4 separate regions of the Homo sapiens genome follow, and regions 2, 3 and 4 are each linked to region 1. The links are chromatin contacts, found by Hi-C or POLR2A ChIA-PET in ENCODE. All regions are on one chromosome and are shown on one strand. Each heading gives the region's core, a stretch centred on a gene start or an enhancer-like site at or near the end of the contact. The rest is flanking DNA. Distances are from core to core; before and after follow the strand shown. Region 1 holds the start of PKM (pyruvate kinase M1/2). Region 2 has its middle 130 kb from the start of LINC02205. Region 3 holds the start of LINC02205 (long intergenic non-protein coding RNA 2205). Region 4 holds the start of LOXL1 (lysyl oxidase like 1).

Evidence for each region. A loop is a pair of places that touch in the nucleus more often than their neighbours do. ChIA-PET counts read pairs that join two places held with the same protein, here RNA polymerase II (POLR2A). Pooled maps may share reads with other maps.
Region 2: a loop to region 1 is called in a map of ascending aorta, with 7 times the contacts of the local background. The contact joins the enhancer-like site here to the promoter of PKM in region 1. A Hi-C loop is called at or near these places in 1 of 168 maps with a recorded cell type or tissue (ascending aorta). POLR2A ChIA-PET finds 5 or more read pairs at or near these places in 1 of 52 experiments (activated CD4-positive, alpha-beta T cell).
Region 3: a loop to region 1 is called in a pooled map, with 4 times the contacts of the local background. The contact joins the promoter of LINC02205 here to the promoter of PKM in region 1. A Hi-C loop is called at or near these places in 2 of 37 single-sample maps with no recorded cell type and 5 of 50 pooled maps.
Region 4: a pooled map shows a loop between it and region 1 (2.6-fold over the local background). The contact joins the promoter of LOXL1 here to the promoter of PKM in region 1. A Hi-C loop is called at or near these places in 4 of 50 pooled maps. POLR2A ChIA-PET finds 5 or more read pairs at or near these places in 2 of 52 experiments (A549 and BJ).

What each region holds. Positions count from the first base shown.
Region 1 is chr15:72,229,809-72,232,639 of GRCh38, reverse strand. It overlaps PKM (pyruvate kinase M1/2), which reads left to right and starts at 1,450. Exons shown (of 11, transcript NM_002654.6): 1 at 1,450-1,524. RefSeq lists silencers at 1,009-1,508, 2,069-2,578.
Region 2 is chr15:70,375,560-70,378,390 of GRCh38, reverse strand. No RefSeq gene overlaps it. Among named protein-coding and RNA genes, the nearest start is that of LINC02205, 130 kb to the left of the region's middle. RefSeq lists an enhancer at 1-411. Within about 2 kb of position 1,415, at least 18 of the 41 ENCODE cell types and tissues checked have a DNase peak (open chromatin) inside an H3K27ac peak, as active enhancers do; they include ascending aorta, where a contact is called at or near this core.
Region 3 is chr15:70,504,532-70,507,362 of GRCh38, reverse strand. LINC02205 (long intergenic non-protein coding RNA 2205) reads left to right here and starts at 1,435. Exons shown (of 2, transcript NR_146562.1): 1 at 1,435-1,454. RefSeq lists enhancers at 1,497-1,546, 2,820-2,831.
Region 4 is chr15:73,924,881-73,927,711 of GRCh38, reverse strand. It overlaps LOXL1 (lysyl oxidase like 1), which reads right to left and starts at 1,250. Exons shown (of 7, transcript NM_005576.4): 1 at 1-1,250. The coding sequence starts at 928. The region is part of intron 1 of LOXL1-AS1 (LOXL1 antisense RNA 1); the gene reads left to right. RefSeq lists a silencer at 1-2 and an enhancer at 1-744.

The DNA.
Region 1 (2,831 bases), core at 201-2,700:
CACTGTTCTTAGTTTGTCCTCAGCTCAGGGGCCAGGGAGGGACTTTTATGCCATCCCTCTTTCTCTGATAGAGAGGAATCTAACCCTCCCTAGGGGGGCATGTCTTTTTTCCTTCTCAACAACTTCATGTTCTTTCACCACCTTAATAATCAAGCATTTCCTTCCCAACAACAACTAAAGGGACCAGGAAAGACTTACAGAAGAAAGTGAAAGATTTTTATCTCACTTCAAACAGAAATTTACTTTTAGGCTGTCACTGTCTCCTCCCAGCTTATCTGAGCTAACAGGAAGCGAATGAAGGCCTGTGATTCAGCTGCAGGCAGCGGGTATGCCTGAGCAGGTCACACCCATTTGGTCTCTTTTGCCAGGAAAATAAAAAAAGAACCTAAGAGAACGGTCTTCACATTTTGAATGCGCAACATTGTATCTGTGAATGAAGGCAAGAGTTAACAGCTGTTTAATTGATAACTGCTCGCATCATTAGTTGCTGGCTAACAACTGGGAAATCAGAAAATGTCTTGTAGAAAAATGTAAGAAAAGTTCCAACAATACTGACTTAAACACGACAAAGGTGAAAACAGAAATGCTGACTCCTGCATAGGTTATCGGCCCTAATGTTCTGACTTGATATTTCCAGATGCCCAGCTCTGCGCTAATATCAACACCGTCTATTTACTTTCTACTCTGAGGCATTCGCTCTGCAGGATTCCAGACCCTACTAAATTATTCACATGGCCCCAACCGGTCCTTCCTTGTTCCGCGGTCCTAACACAATGAATGGTCCTAAGAGGAAAACGGCCTCGCGCTCCCGCTCCAGGCCCACTTCGCAGTCCCTAGTTCTCCCTACTGCCGCTCCAGTGCCAGAGCCCCTCCGAAGGCGGCCAGGACCTCCAACCACGCACAAGTCTGCAGCTCTCCCCAACTTTCCGTTCAGCTCAGTCTCCGAGGGTGCGCCAGAGCAGACACCCGGAGGAGTGGGGAGTGGCAGGGCGGGGCCGGGAGAATGCTGCCCCGGAACCCATAAATCTGGGCCCTGCCCAGGTAGGCCGGGACAGCTGGGGTGGCCTGGGCCGAGAGCCAAGAAAAGACACCCCATCTGGCAGCCCAACTTGGCGGCAACAGGTGGCCCGGCGCCCGGGGGTCTGGGAGGAAAGTCGCTCCGGGGGCGGGCCCCGTTGCCCCGCCGCGTCCCCATTGGTCATCAGGTTTCTTAAAATGTGACTCTGAATCTGTGTCCTTCCGCCGCAGAATTTAGTCCCACCGAAAGGGCAACCTGCCCGCGCGTTCCGCCGCCGCCGCCGCGCTTCCTCCTGAAGGTGACTGCGCCCGCGGGGACGCAGGGGGCGGGGCCCGGGTCGCCCGGAGCCGGGATTGGGCAGAGGGCGGGGCGGCGGAGGGATTGCGGCGGCCCGCAGCGGGATAACCTTGAGGCTGAGGCAGTGGCTCCTTGCACAGCAGCTGCACGCGCCGTGGCTCCGGATCTCTTCGTCTTTGCAGCGTAGCCCGAGTCGGTCAGCGCCGGAGGTGAGCGGTGCAGGAGGCTACGCCATCAGTCCCCACCAAGGGCCAGTCGCCCGGCTAGTGCGGAATCCCGGCGCGCCGGCCGGCCCCGGGCACGCAGGCAGGGCGGCGCAGGATCCAGGGCGTCTGGGATGCAGTGGAGCTCAGAGAGAGGAGAACGGCTCCTCACGCCTGGGGCCTGCTCTTCAGAAGTCCCCAGCGCCGTTCCTTCCAGATCAGGCGGGTCCGCCGGCTCCTTTCCCGCCCCAGCCCTACCCCCTCATTCTGGTCCCATCCTCTTCCTCCTGCCCCAATCCTCAATGCGCCTCCATCCTCGCCTGCCTTCTCTCGGTCCCTCGTGATTGATTCCACCCTTGCTTCCCCTTTCTCCGCGCCGCCTGTTCCGTGCTCGTTTTCCCCTCTTCCTCCTTAAGTCTGGTCCTTCCACCCCCTCCTCTTCAAGCTGTGCGTGTCCCCTGATTCTAATGCTTTCTGTGTAACTCATTGAAACTGCGTTCTGGTTCCCCTCCCGCGTCCATTCTCCATTCATGCGCGACCGCCCTTCCCGCGCCCCAGTTCCCTCTCGCCGCCCCTCCCCCTGCTTGCTGGTCACGTCCGCTCCCCCGCATCCCCTTCCTCGCCTGGCGTGTCCGCTCCCTCCCTCCCTCTCTGCTCTGGTCGCGCCCGCCCACTTGCTCCGGTCTCCGAGCGCGGTCCCACCCCCCTTTTCCATCACCGCCTCCCAGCTCCCAGCAGGCTCGGGCGGTGCTGAGGCCCCGTGTCCGGGGCGGGCGGGCGGAGGGCTGGGCTGGGTGCCCCGCGCGGCGGGCGGGATGCGGCGGCCCGGGGGCAGCTGGAGACTTACGTAACGTTGGCCTGCCCCGCTGCCGGGAGGCAGGGCGGTTGCCCCTGCGGCGCGGTGCCGTCCCCTGTGGCCGGGATTAGATGGGCGGCCTGCGAGGGCCTGGGAATGGCTCGGGGCCCGAGAGCTCGACCGGCCCTTGCCGGGTGGCCGCCAGGGACCACGCTCCATCTCGCCGCGGCCGGGCTGCACGTAGCGGCCGCGCCCAGGGCCCACCCCGCTTCACCGGGCGATGGCCTTGGGCCTCGTAACGGGCGGGATAAACCTCTGCAGGCTTTGCTGGGGCCTCCTGGCCCTCGCCCGTTCCGCGCCTCTCCGGCACGTTTCTTTCTTTTCCTTTCTTTTTTCTTTCTTTTTTTTTTTTTTAATTATCCGGCACATTTTTTAACAAATGCGTCCTGATTGTGGAACGCGGAGGCCGCGGGGTGGGGTGGGGATCTGGTTACGGAGGGGGCAGGAAATCTGTCGC
Region 2 (2,831 bases), core at 166-2,665, 1.9 Mb after region 1:
AGTGCATGCTTCCTCTGGCAGGCTCTGCTAAGTGCTTTCTGCGCACCAACCCTTAGCCTAGCCTTCTTGGGGTCACGCTGACATCTCTGTTTTACAGATGAGGCAACTGCGGCCCAGGGAAATTAAAGAACTTGCCCTTCTAGATGGCAGGGCAGGGCCCAGATCCAAGGGCGATCTAGCTCCAAAACCAAGCTGGTACTTTTCCATGATGCCACGCTCAGGTGGCTGCCAGCTGCAGTTCGCTGTCTCTCTTCCCTATCATCTTGGGGAAAAGGCTTTTAGCTTTTACCTTTGGTTTCTGCAGCCCAGAATTGTGATTGAACAACGTGATAGGGGAGGCCGGCTAATCTTGCAGGACGGCTGCATTCTAGGATAATAGGAACACATGCACATACCTGCACACAAATGTATACTCATATGCACACATGTATGCAGTACTCCAGTAGCTACACACACACACACACACACACACACACACACACACACACACACACACAGAGCCCTCCATGCTGACCCCACCAACTGTACATGCATACATGTAAACATATACTTGTAGGTGTGGGCACCTGTCCTTGTTTATGCTTATATGTGTGAATGTGCCCACACACGTGCACACATACACATGCCTTGAGCATGCACATATGCTCAGCTCCACGGAGGGTTTAATCTCACACATCTTTCAATATTCCTTTTGAAAGCCCATTCTGCAGTTGCTAGGAAATATGGAGGCAGAAAGAGTTCCATGCCTTTCCTTTTTCTCTTGGATAGGAATTCCCACAACTCCCAGGCTCTGGCAAGCCCTGTCTTCCAGGCTTTCTCTGCACACTCCCCTGCCCCCACAGTGACACTCCCTCTCACCGTCGCTGCCCCCACCCCACCTGTCCGGGGTTCTATTTCTCTGAGCCACCATCAGGCTTCTCCTGTTGGCTTTGAAGGGCAGCAGCAGGGAGGGGAGGTTGGAGGAGGAAGGTGGAGGGAGGGAGCTGGTATTTGGGGCCCACTCAGCTTCTGTGTCCCCGACACTGGCTCTGGCTCAGGCTCTGCCCAGCAGTGTTCTCGTTGGAAACAGCGTTGTTTGACTGTTGCTATCGATTATGGCAAGATTGTGTGTGGCTAAGAGCTCCTCGGAGCCAACTGGTATATTAAGCAATCATTTCTATAGCAGATGACATAACTCCCCCGGCATCAGTTTGTCCTAATGGGCTTGGTATTACTCATGTGCTAATTGATTGGGCACGGAGGGAAGAAAAACTAAATTCACTTGTGAGGCGATTTTATGGCAGAGCTCATAACAGAGGTAATTTGCTGAAAATGTTCAGTCCCGCTTCGGTTATGTAAGATCGTCTGTGTTCCTGTGTTTTATCTCCTCCATGCCGGGCAGGAAGCTGGCCTGGCTGGCTGAGCGCGGGCGAGGCAGACTCCCCCAGGAATCGGGCGCTGACAGCTCGGCCCTTTCCTCCTGCCTTGGAACAGGCAGGCTGTCCTTGGGGAGCGTTGACAATTAGTGCCTTCTGCACAACTTTCTCGCCTCAGGGGTGGCTTTCAAAATATCTCAGCTTCTCCTGTTAAAAAACACCTCTGTCTAAGGGCTAAATAGTTATTTTCGGATCAACCATCTAGTGTTACAAAGCTCTTGTTCAGAAAGGAAAAGGATGAAGGGGGGTTTTTTTTGTTGTTTTTTTTTTTTTTTTTTTTAGAGAAAGTATATTTTGCCTTGAAGAGGGAGGGATGGAGAGGCTTGAAGAGGCTTGGAGAGCCTCCTTCCTTCCCTCCCTCTCCTCCCTTCTACCTCCCCCTCCCTCTCTTCCTTCCTCCCGCCTTCTCTCTCTTCCTCCTCCCCTCCCTCTCTTCCTTCCTCCCGCCTTCTCTCTCTTCCTCCTCCCCTCCCTCTCTGATTCTCTTCCCTCTTCCATCCCTTTCTCCCTCCTTCCTCTTCCCTCTCTTCTTCCCTCCCTTCTCCTCCCTCCCTTCCTGAAGCAGCCTGGCTTACCATTGGCCTCAGCAGGAGTCTTGAGCCCGTGCTTGGCATTTTACTCTAGACTGGCGGCACCATCCCGGAGGGGCAGGACCAGTCCTGCTATTTCTCTTTGTAATGGTTGACTCTCCAGATGTGTGCGGCGGGGGTAAGCTCCGCAGGCTAGGGGTGCCTACCAAGCTAAACCAGGTGTCTGTGCTTAAGTGCTCTCTTGAGACTCCCAGGGCAGGGAGGCTTCTATGAGCTCTGAATCCTGTTTTCAGAAAGGAGGCTGGGCTGCCCTGAGCCATCCTCAGGGATTCCCCAGTCCTGGAGCGTGCTGTGATATGAGGATGTTGGGGAGAGACTCTCTGTGCTGATCTTGGTGGAGGGAGGGTTGTTGACTGTAACTGCAGCCTGAGTCCATAGTAGTGCTTCTTCCTTTTGTTTATGACCTGCATGATCCCTAGTGATTTTTAAGTTCCAATTGGAGCAGCCAGGCTGCTGCCACTCCCTGTAGTGATCCAAGGAGGAAACCAAGATGCCATGTGGTCTCATTTTTTTCTGACAGGGAAACCGAGGTGACATAGCTAGAAAGTGGCAGTATTGGGATGAAAAACCCAGGTAGTCTGGCTGCAGGCTGGTGCTCCCAACCCAAGTGATGGCTTGCCTGTCCACAGAGGAGCAGGCATTAGGCGAGCTCATGGAGGATTAAGTTCTTGGTAAAGTGTTATAGGGGGTGGTCTCTGTGACATGTTAGATTCAGAGATTCTTACCCCATTGGGGCTTGGGACTCTGTGACGATCTGATATAAGCTGTGGAGTCTTCCCAGCTAAATGTACAGATGTGCACAGAGAAACTTTTGCTGACAATTTCA
Region 3 (2,831 bases), core at 186-2,685, 1.7 Mb after region 1:
TTGAGTCACACTGGGTGCCCCTCAGTGCCGAGCACAGGTATCTGGCCCAGAGCACTGCTGGGCAACAGACCAAGGAGGATGGTGCTGGAGGACATTTGGGTGTGGTGAGAGGCTATCCCTTCCCCCTGATTTGCCGCTCTATACCGCCTCTGTCAGGGTTGTAGGACCCTTACCAGGCAGGGAGAGATGGTGATTGTTTTGTGGTCATTCCCCTGTAATTTGCTTCATATCATCTTTGCATGATTTGTAACTGCCCATCAGGTTCATCTTGCCTGCTGTCTAGACAGAGCCAATTTATCAAGATAGGGGAGTTGCAATAGAGAAAGAGTTCAATTCATGTAGAGCCGGCTGTACGGGAGACTGGAGTTTTATTATTACTTAAATCAGTCTCCCTGAGAATTCAGGGATCGGTGTTTTTAAGAATAATTTAGTGGGTAGGAGGACAGTGAGTCAGGAGTGCTGATTGGTTGGCTTGGGGATGAAATCATAAGGAGTCAAAGCTGTCCTCTTATGCTGAGGCGGTTCCTGGGTGGGGGCCACAGAAGTGGTTGGCAGGTCCAGCTGGGGCCATCAGGTTGCCAGACATGCAAAAAACTGAAAAGTTATCTCAAAAGGCCAATGTTAGGTTCTACAACAGTGATGTTATCTTCAAGAGTAATTGGAGAAGTTGTAAATCTTATGACCTCCAGAACAATAGCTGATAATAATTAGAATTCAAGCCCCTCTTATCCTAACTTGGTGGCCTTTTATTTGTTTTACAAGAACACGTTAGCTTTTGGGAAGAGCTGTTATTTAAACTATAAATGTCTCCCAGAGTTAGCTTGGCCCAAGCCCAAGAATGAGCAAAGAGAGCCAACTTGTGAGGCTTGAGACAAGATGGAGTCAGCCCTGTCAGGTTTCTCTCACTGTCATAATTTCCTTAGTTATGATTTTTGCAAAGGCGGTTTCAGATTTGCCTTTTACTAAAACACACAGGCTTGCACTTCATCTTGAGTGAGTGTGTGTGCATCTCTGGCTGGTCCTCCAGAGCTGGGTCCAGCAGGCCAATCCCTGTGCCCCTCTGGAGTTTCTCCAAGGCCACCCTGGGCATTTCCAGTAGGATATTGTTGCTCCACATCAGGGCTCCTGCCAGCAGCGTAGCTGTGCTCCACACAGAAGTCCCTCAGCTGGTGACCACAGAATAATGAATGCCAATCTGGATGTTAGTTTGCACACATTTGCATACCCCAGGGGTCTGCCTGGCCTGTGAGGTCTTTCTGACTCTGAGCAGCTATGATGCTGTGATTAACCTCACAAATGCATAATGGATCTTGAGGTCCTTTCCCGGCAGAGATGTTGGGGAACTAATGCAACCCCCTGCCTTTTCTCTTAAGCTGCCTTCAGGGCTGATATCATGGGTTGGTCAACTGCCTGAGATTTCTTCCTCTATCTGGGGTTAGCAAGACACCTAAAAGGTAATCCTCCCCACCTCTCCCCACCCGCATAGTGCTATTAGTCAGCTACACCTGAGTGTGAATTACTTTAGTCAGATTTCTTTCCCATTAATATCCTCAAGGGAAGGGGATTTAATAGAAGTAGAGTGAGTGCCTAAATTACTCACGGAGCCCTGGGCAGGTTCTGCCTTTCAGCATGACTCATCTTTGTGTGGTCTGCACAAACAGCCAAGTATAAAGGATAAGAAGGGAGCTGCCCCTGGCACCAGAAGCCCTTGTCTGGGCAGATGGAAGTGTTATGGGGAGGGAAGGCCCCAGAAGAATTGGGGAGAGGGGTATCCCTCATGGACTTTGCTCTCACATGGGGTGTAGTTGGCCATTCAATCACCTCTGGTCTGCTGCCCACTGCCTGTCTTGCTGTCTGGATGTCTAAGACAACCCTAAGACGCCTGGATGTCAGAGCCTGTGGTGCAAACATTTGGCTGCCAGCAAGGGTCACTGTTCTGGTTTTCAAGGCCAAATCAGAGTGGGTTTTTCTGGGGTTTGGGAGCAGCAGGAGCTAGAAGGTAAAGGGCTGACACCTTGTTAGGGGTGGGTGGTGTTCACTCCCACCAGGAATTCTTTTGCAGCCAAATAACAGAGAAGCTTCAGGCTTGAATTTGGCCCACAAATCTGAGCCCTCATAATGGAGATGTGGGAGTCCCTAAGCCCCCGTGTTGGGGTGCCGTGGGGGTGCCCGTCAGACGCCCCCGTGCCGCAGGTGGGCAGATGGACCCAGCGGGCCGCTCCCCTCTGCAGTCTCAGCTCCTCCTCATGGGCACCTGTGGGGCACCACATGCAGCTGAAATGTCGGGGCCTGGGACTGCCTCGCCGGGGGGCGCTGGGTAGCTCATGCCCCCTTGTCTGTGCAGTGAGAGGTTCCCTGAGGAACATTCTGGAGCTGGCATCTTAGCTCCGCCACTCGTCACCAGGCAGTACCCCGAGGTTCAGGTGCTGGCATCGGGGGAGGAGCTTCTGCAGGTCACACCGGACGTTGGGCTCTGTTGAGCCCAGAGCCTCTCAGGAGCTGGCCGAGTGTGCAGCTGGTGGAGGAAGCTCAGTGCTTCCTGTCCCCAGGCGCTCCCTTGATGACTGCCAGGAACCTTGAGGTTAGAGGGTGCTGATCTGGCTTTCAGGAGATTCCCCCACCCCCACATTGACACAGCTCTGGGAAGAAGCAGCACTTCAGCTGCCCTCAGTGACACTGGGATTACAAAGAAGAAAGGCCCCAGGACACAGCGTGTCATTCATGGGAACAAGACGGGGTGGAGAGGGGAGGCCACCTCAAAGACACATTCCTCCCTGGTCCTGATGTCCTCCCTCTACATGCAGAGCTTCACTGATTCCACCTGGAGCTCA
Region 4 (2,831 bases), core at 1-2,500, 1.7 Mb before region 1:
ACCAGCCCAGGCGTGGGTCTCCGCCATGGGCCTGCGCCGCCTCGGGACCGGGGTCAGGGTAGGCCTGCTCGAAGCCGGGGGTGCCCTCGCTGTACAGACTGTGCGAGTAGCGGCGGTCCAGGCCGTCGGGGGGCGGCGGCGGCGGCGGCACGTAGGGCCTCTCGGGGGCCGGGTAGAAGCCCTGAGGCGGGTACTCGGGCAGCTCTTCGCCGCCGCCGTACTCCTCGTAGCGCGCCCGGGGCTGGTAGGGGTAGATGACCCCCGCCGAGGCCACGGCCGCCGCCCCCGCGCCCACGCCGCCGCCCGCGGGCCGGTAGTACACGAAACCCTGGTCGTAGGTCCGCGACGCGGGGTCGTAGTTCTCGTACTGGCTGACGAAGGGCGCCTGCGGGTAGGGGAACTGCTGCGGGTAGGAGGGCTGCTGGCGGTAGGTGCTGGCGAAGGCCGAAGCCGAGACCGAGGAGGCGGAGCCCCCGTGCCGTTGCTGGGAGACGGAGGTGCGGGCCCGGGCCATGCCCGTGCTGTCCCCGACGGCCACCTCGCGCCAGTTGTCGGGCACCTGGCCAAAGCCGAATGGGTGCCGCGCCTGGCCGCGCACGGTGTCCGAGCCCACGCGCCCCGGCAGGGGCAGGGACGGCGCCTGCCGACGCCGGGGGCTCCCGTGGCTGCGCCGCTGCTGGGCCTGGGGCGCGCCGGCCAGCAGCACCCGGGAGCTACTCTCGGAGCGCTGAGGTCCGGCCGGCACGTACTCTGAGCCCGAGTTGAGCAAGCTGTACACCTGCCCGTTGTTCTCCCACTGGATCAGCTGCCGCCAGCGGGCGGGGTCCGAGCCCTGCCCGGGCTGCGCCTGCTGCCCGTGCACCAGCACGCACAGGCAGGCGCCCCACACCAGGGCCCCCAGCTGCCGGCTGCCTCGGGCCAGAGCCATGGTGACCCCTCTGCAGAGGCCTGGTGGACAGAGAGGCTCTCAGGAGTGGCCCCCTGGGCGTGCTTCTCTTCCCACGGCCTCGAGGACAGGAAGGCTCCTTGCTTGCCCCAGCTCTAGCTTTGTCCATGCTGGCCTTGTCCCGAGCGGGACGGCTCCTCCGATGACAGCATTTCAAGGCCAAGGGGTCAGGGCAGGGCAGGGGCGGTGCCCAGGGCTGCACGAGGCTCTCCGCAGGGCACCGGGCGGGCAGGACCGCCTGTGGGCCTTACATGGCCAGCCCCGCACTGGCTGGCCGCTCGGCTGGCGCTTTCCCACTCTGAATGAATAAGCAACAGGCTGGGAGCGTCGGGAGGCTTCGGCCTCCTGGTCCGCCTGCTGGGGCCTCCTCCGCGGGGCCCTATGGCCCGCCGGCTTTTAGCTATGCGCCGGTCCCACAGCTGCAGTGCTCCCTCAGTCCCTGGAGTTCCCAGCCAAGCCACAGACCTGCCTCTGAGGAAGGGAATCGAGCAGGGAGTAGGAGGGGACCTCTGGGGACTCGGGCCTGGTAAGTGGGGCTCTGGCAGGCAGAACGGGGCTGGGGTGTCAGCACCACCCCGCCCATTCCTCTCTGCTTTGGTCACAGCATCCCTGGTCTCCACCTTGCTCACTGGCTTCTCGTTTGGGCTGGAATGGGCCTCTGACTCCTGTCTGCCCCAGCCTCCTTCCCGTACTCCCGGGTTCTCCCTTTTCCTTGTTCCCTAAAGCCAGTGCTAATTAAGACACACCCTCTTTGCATGTTCCTTCCACCATTATCCCACACCCTCAATAGGAAGAAAAAAAAAAAAAAGACACACCCTCTTTGTTGGTGGGCCTCCTCGGGGAGATGCTGAACAGGGACCACTCTCTAATTCCAGGTCCCAGGTGCACCGCAGCTCTTGGGCCTGCGAAGAGAGGCACTGGAGCTGCACCTTTTCCCTCGTGGCACACCTCAGGGGCTTACTTTCCCAGTCTGAAGAGTGGGGTGTATCCCTGAGCTGAAAAGCACTTGTGAGATCCTGGGAGAGATCAACTTCCCAGACATCACGTATGGTTTCTGTCCTACATCTCTTGGCTCTGCATAGCCTGGGAATAACTTGAGTGTACACATGGATAAAATGAAACTGGGGGCTGTCTTTGATATGGGACAGGGGTCACTGTGAGGCAGAGAAGCCAGTAAGCATTGAACAACAGAAGGGGGTTCCGGAGACCTGGCCTGGTCCTGTTGCTGTGTGGCTTAGTCCCTTACTCTATCTGATCCAGGTGCCACGGCTTACCAATGGAAGATTAGGCCAGATGGCTCCTGAGAGTGCTTTGGGAGATTCTCTGTTCCTTCTGGGAATGGCAGGGATAGGAGGGGGTCCCAGAAGTTTGAACGCTTTGGCATCCAAGAAATCACACTCCAAATACTGCTCTTCTGGCCTCCCCTGGGCTGCCTTCTCCAACCGTGTTCCTGGGAACCGAAGGGCAGAAATTGCCCTCTTGGGCTTATAAACAAGGTATGAAGGACCTGTCCTTAATTTGGCTCCTGTATATTCTTTATTTTGGAAATGCCTGGAGCCCACCTAGAGAGGAGGCAACTAGAGTGGACATTCTTTGGGAACTATAGACCTCCCAACCCCATCCTTGCCAGGCAGCATTTGTTCACCCATTGCACTGTTCTTCAGGACTGAGGCTTGGACTCCAGCATGTCTCTACCCTTTAAATGCCCAGAATCCAGCCCAGAGGTAGGGGGCTTCCAATACCTCCTGGCCAGCAACTTGTCAACGCTGACACCTCAGCTCCCCAGCATGGGGTTTCCATCTCAGACTCCAGACAAGATTCCTCCAAAGAGCCACTGGTGTGACTGACACCAAGCAAGATGCTGAGGCAGGGCTTACTGAGGGCC